2 separate regions of the Homo sapiens genome follow, and region 1 is linked to region 2. A link is an interaction called in ENCODE POLR2A ChIA-PET data of the cell type or tissue named here. Cell type or tissue: PC-3. All regions are shown on one strand. Links, peaks and the distances in the headings refer to the core of each region. The heading gives the core; the rest is flanking DNA.

Evidence for each region. Peaks named below come from ENCODE experiments on the same cell type or tissue, not always from the same donor. Only the 100,000 strongest peaks of a DNase experiment are listed, where the experiment ranks them.
Region 1: POLR2A ChIA-PET joins it to region 2 with 5 read pairs; 3 of 35 experiments call an interaction of 5 or more read pairs at or near these places.

Annotation. Positions count from the first base shown.
Region 1 is chr3:32,171,634-32,174,557 of GRCh38, forward strand. LOC124906367 (small nucleolar RNA U13) reads left to right here and starts at 1,023; the gene lies at 1,023-1,122. In PC-3, for the core only: no CTCF peak of the experiment used is centred there; no DNase peak of the experiment used is centred there.
Region 2 is chr3:32,007,712-32,010,635 of GRCh38, forward strand. It overlaps a transcript of OSBPL10 not described here. Among named protein-coding and RNA genes, the nearest start is that of ZNF860, 27 kb to the left of the region's middle. In PC-3, for the core only: no CTCF peak of the experiment used is centred there; a DNase peak (open chromatin) is centred at 1,640; H3K27ac peaks cover 327 bases.

The DNA.
Region 1 (2,924 bases), core at 119-2,618, 160 kb after region 2:
GCAAAGAAAATATTTGAGAATTTAAAGATTAAGTGGAAGATAGAATAGGACTTGAACATACATCTGATAGGAGTTACAGAAGAGAGAAAAAGGAGGCAATTTTTGAAGAAAAGGCTGAAATTTGTCCCGATTTAATTATGTGCATTCAATTTTATGTTATTCTCCATAATGTATTTCCATTAAAATTTAATCACATGGTCTTTATAGCTTTTTATGACTGCATATAAACTAAGTTGATGGTGAACGTTTTTGAGGAAATACGCTTTATGAAGAATCTGTGTGGATAATCTAATTTACTGAAGCTGTGATTGATTCAAGTTACTGAAGCAAGTGATGTTACCTTTGGTAGGATGGGAGACAGCAGGCCTGGTACTGTGGGAAGACTTGTTCTAGCTCCTGCTTAACATTTAATATCCATGTTGTTTAGCCAAGTCAGCTAACTTCTCTTTGAGGTTCATTTTTCTCATTCGTAAGTGGGAATAATATCTGTGCAGCCTACCTCATAGGATTGCTGTTAAGGTCCGTAAAGAGCAGGAAATCAACATATTAAAGGAGAAAAATTAAATGATCATGGCGATATCTGCTTGTGGCAGAAACAATGCCATGTGTTCACTAAATTATTTTTTCTTTTCTTTTTTTTTTTTTTGTAGATACACAGTTAAATTACATTTCCCAACCTCCCCAGCAGTTAGGTGGCATCACATGATTGAGTTCTAGTCAATGGCATAGGGAGAGAAAAGTGCCACTTTCATGTGTTCTGTCTGGTTCTTTATTATTTCTTCTGTGCGTGCTGGTTGTATATCAATTTCCAGTATGTTCTGGAAGCCATACATTGAAGATGATGGACCCCCTTTTCAGCCAGGATTCTACAAGACAATATGGAGAAAGTACCCCCCAATCACATTGGTCTGTGATTGATAGGTACAAAAATTATTGTATTATGCCACTGAGACATAGGAGTTACTTGTTATAGCAGCTAGCATAACTTCACTTCATACATTGCTAAAAAGATGTTTGAGGAGATCCTTTTGTGGTTGATAAGTGTGATGATTCAGTTTTCATGCTCATGTATGAGATGTGCCCCCAATCAAACTTGTCACAACATCTGCTTATTATCAGACATGAAAAAAAATAGATGTTTCAGGAATTTAAAAATTGAACTTGCAGAAACATCAAGAGATTAGGGAAATTTTAATCCCTTGGTCACTACAGCATCACAGTGTCTGTTTTGCCATCACTTTTTTGGACACAGGAGGCTATATATGAGTGTGGGCGTGCCTATGGGTATGTCTGTCTGACTCTTCCCTACCCAGGATAACTCTGGCTAAATCCAAATTTGTATATCCAATAGTCCTTCTTTCTCCCTCTCACTCTATTTTTTTTTTTTTTTTTGAGACAGAGTCTTACTCTGTCACCCAGGCTGGAGTGCAATGGCATAGTCTAGGCTCACTGCAACCTCCGCCTCCCAGGTTCAAGTGATTCTCCTACCTCAGCCTCCAGAGTAGCTGGGATTACAGGTGCATGCCACCACACCCGGCTAATTTTTGTATTTTTAGTAGAGACGGGGTTTCACCATGTTGGCCAGGCTGGTCTCAAACCCCTGATCTCGTGATCCATCCGCCTCGGCCTCCCAAAGTGCTGGGATTATAGGCATGAGCCACCATGCTCAGCCTCATCCTTCTTTCTCTAGGACTAATGCCAGCAAGTTCCAGGACTTATAACATGTGCTTAACATCAGAGAAGTCTTCACCAGGTGGTGATGTCCTTAAGATGTCTTCCTCATTTCAAAAGCTTTAAGTTAGAAATGTCACTAGATCTTAGATAAGGCCATATGCTACTTGTAACCTCCTGAAACCTGTCTGTCTGAAACCTGAAGGAGTGGTTCTTCAGCTCCCCCTCAAAGACTTAGGAATTAAACTTGTCTGAATTGTACACATTGTGAGTGAAATAGTGCCACTGGAAAGTACTTTACTGTTGAACTCAATGCACCCTGTTATTTGTCAAATTGGTGTTATTTGACTCGTTACAAATGGAAATGCTTTTATGCTATGATGGAAGTGTTATTTGCATTTTTGTTACTAGTCTTATTTTTAAATAATTTTTCAATAGGTAACACAGTCATTTGGTTCAAAAATAAAGCCTGCTTCCCAAGTAGTTATTAGTTTTTAACAATCTCTTCTAGAATTTCATTTCACACACATAAGCAAAATATATATATTCTCATTCCCTTCCCCATTTCTCTACATAAAATTGAGCTTACTTGATGCATTGTTACACATCTTGCTTTTTTTACTTAACATGACATCTTGACAATCTTTTATATCAGTTATTTTTAATAACTGCATGTTTAACTTTTTACTTTGAAATAATTACGGATTCATAGTAAATTGCAAAGGTACCCTTCACCCAATTTTCCCTAATATATCAACACCTAGTTTTTAAAATTGTAAGTTAAAATAACAGTAGCGAAACACTTTCAGCACTGCTCTTTTTCTTTCTTTTTAGTCAGGGTTTCCCTCTGTTGCCCAGGCTGGACTGCAGTGGCTCGATCCTAGCCCACTGCAGCCTCCAACTCCTGGGCTGAAGCATTCCTCCTGCCTCAGCTTCTTCCAATAGCTGGGACTTCAGGCATGAGCCACCACACCCAGCTAATTTCTGAATATTTTGTGAAACCAGGGTCTCACCATGTTACCAAGGCTGATCTTGAACTCCTGGCCTCAAGTGATTCTCCTGCCTTGGCCCCCCAAAGTGCTGGGATTATCGGTATAAGCCACCATGCCTGGCCCACTTTTAGCACTGTTCTAAGTGCTTTGCATAGATGAACATTAATAAAAATGTATCACCCCCATATACAGATGGGGAAACTAAGGCACAAAGAGGATAAAGAACGTGTCCAAATAACAGAGATAGTAATTAATGAGGCC
Region 2 (2,924 bases), core at 279-2,778:
TCTTTTTTTTTTGAGACAGAGTTTTGCTCTTGTTGCCCAGGCTAGAGTGCAATGGCACCATCTCAGCTCACTGCAACCTCCATCTCCCGAGTTCAAGCGATTCTCCTGCCTCAGCCTCCCGAGTAGCTGGGATTACAGGTGCCCGCGACCACCCTGGCTAATTTTGTATTTTTAGTAGAGACAGGGTTTCTCCATGTTGGCCAGGCTGATCTCAAACTCCTGACCTCAGGTGATCCGCCCACCTCAGCCTCCCAAAGTGCTGGGATTACAGGCATGAGCCACTGCGCCCAGCCTCAAAATTCTTAAACACATCTGTAAAGATCATTTCTTTAAATAGGGTAACATGTACAGGTTCCAGGGATTATGATGTAGACAGTGTAGACATTTGGGGGCCATTACTCAGCCTATTACGGGAATGATTTAATTTAAAATTATTGTATATCCCTACAATGAAATGTTTTTATCATTTTTTTTTTTTTTGAGACAAGTCTCGCCGTGTTGCCCAGGCTGGAGTGCAGTGGCGCTCCACCTCCCAGGTTCAAGCAATTCTCCTGCTTCAGCCTCCTGAGTAGTTGGGATTACAGGTGCCCGCCACAATGCTCAGCTAATTTTTGTTTTTTTAGTAAAGACATGGTTTCACCATGTTGGCCAGGCTGGTCTCAAACTCCTGACATCAAGTGATGCACCCGCCTTGGCTTCCTACAGTGCTGGGATTACAGGTGTGAGCCACCGCGTCCAGCCTGAAATATTTTTCCATCATTAAAAAGAATGAACTTTGAGAGGCCAAGGTGGGCAGATTACTTGAGCCCAGGAGTTCAAGACCAGCCTGGGCAACATGGCCAAACCCCGTTTCTACAAAAAAAAAAAGACAAAAAAAAACCCACAAAAGCTAGCAGAGAGTGGTGTCGCATGCCTGCAGTCCTGGCTACTGGGGAGGCTGAAGTGAGAGGATCGCTTAAGCCCAGGCAGTCGAGGCTGCGGTAAGGCAAGATTGCACTACTACACTCCACCACACTCCAGCCTGGGAGACAGAGTGAGATCCTGACTGGAAAAAAAAAAAAAAAAAGAAGAACAAAAAAAGAAGGATGAAATGGAAGTACATATATTTACATGAAAACATGTCAAAGACATACTGTTAAGAGATTTTTTAAAAGTAAATTTCAGAGCAATAGTTATAGTATTACCCTAAAGTATAATTTACATACATTATGCAAGTGCTTACATATATTTTTTAAAATGTGTCTGAATAGACACAGAACAACAGTTATCTCTGGAGAATGCAACTGGGGATGAGCCAGGAAGACGAGATAATTTACTCTTTGTACTTTTCTATACTGTTTATGTTTTTTAAAATCATGAACAGGTTTGTGTTTTTACAGTCACTGTAAAGTGTTTTTGTTATAAAATATTCTCTAGCCCTCCTGCCTAAAGTGACCCTAGTCCTGCTAAGTAGGAACTCTTGGCTTTCCCCAGTGATCCTTTTTGCAGAACAATAAAGGAATCCTTTTCCAAGGCCCTGTGAAGGTCTGTAGTTGTCCTCTTTCACCACCTGTTGTTGAACTTGCAGTCGTAAGTCATAATGGGGATAGGGAAAGAAGCTAATGAATCAGCCTTCAAAGTGAGCAAACACATGAGCCATTCAATTAATCACGCATGAGTCTTCAAATCCATGTCCACATCAGGCTTTGTCTCTCACTAGTTGGGGAAACTTGAGCAAGTCACTTAAACTCTCAGGTGTCCTTATCTATAAAATGATACAGTCTTCCACACAGGGCTACAAGGAGGAATAAATGAAACAATGCATTTCCAAGTTAAGTGCTTGGACTGAGCTGAATCTAATCTTCTCAAGTGTGAATGAATTCATTGGTGAAATTTAAGATGGGGAAAAAGCAAGGATGATATTATATATAAAATCAGATTTGAATTAGCAGCAGCACTGCAGTTGAATAAGCCCTGCACCACATGAGAAGTTCTGGGTTCCAATATGGACGGATGCGAGGTAGTCCTCACACAAGCTGCTTCCCCATCTTGGGCCCAAGTTTCAATAACTGAAAAATAATGGCACTGAAATAGACCTCTAGGGTCTCTTCTGGCTCTCACATTCTATAATTCTGGGGGCTTAGACATGATTTATGATCGTGCTTGTCAGTCATGTCTCTGCGAGTATTTCTAGAAAATGCTTTATGGCCTTGAGGCTAAACTATTGAAGCATTCGTTATAGGCTGAATTGTTTCCCCCAGTGCCTCAGATTCATATGCTGAATCCCTAACTCCCAATGTGACTGTATTTGGAGACAGGATCTTTGCAAAGGCATTTAAGCTTAAATGAAGTTGTAACGGTAGGGCCCTAATCTAACAGGACTTGTATTCTCATAAGAAGAGTCAAAGAGGAAGTCTCTCTGAGCCTACTCAACCTCAGGAGGCTGCCCATTTTTTTTTTTTTAAGAGGAAGAGAGACAGAAATGCAGGTGCACAGAGGAAAGGGCATGAGAACGCATAGTGGGGCCAGAGCCATCTGTAAGCCAAGGAGAGAGGCTGCAGGAGAAACCAAGACTGCCAGTGCCTTGTTCTTGGATCTCCAGCCTCTAGAACTATGAGAAAATAAATTTCTGTTGTTTAAGCCTCTCAGTCTACAGTATTTTTTCATGGCAGCCCTAGCAGACTAATACAGGATTCAAAAGCCAGTTGTGGTAGGAGGTTCACTAGAGAATGTCCAAGAGATTTCAAGGAATAAAAGTTAAAAGGGGGGGCAGTTCCAAGATGGCCGAACAGGAACAGCTCCAGTCTACAGCTCCCAGCATGAGCAATGCAGAATATGAATGATTTCTGCATTTCCAACTGAGGTACTGGGTTCATCTCACTGGGGATTGTCGGACAGTGGGTGCAGAACAGTGGGTGCAGCGCACTGAGCATGAGCCGAAGCAG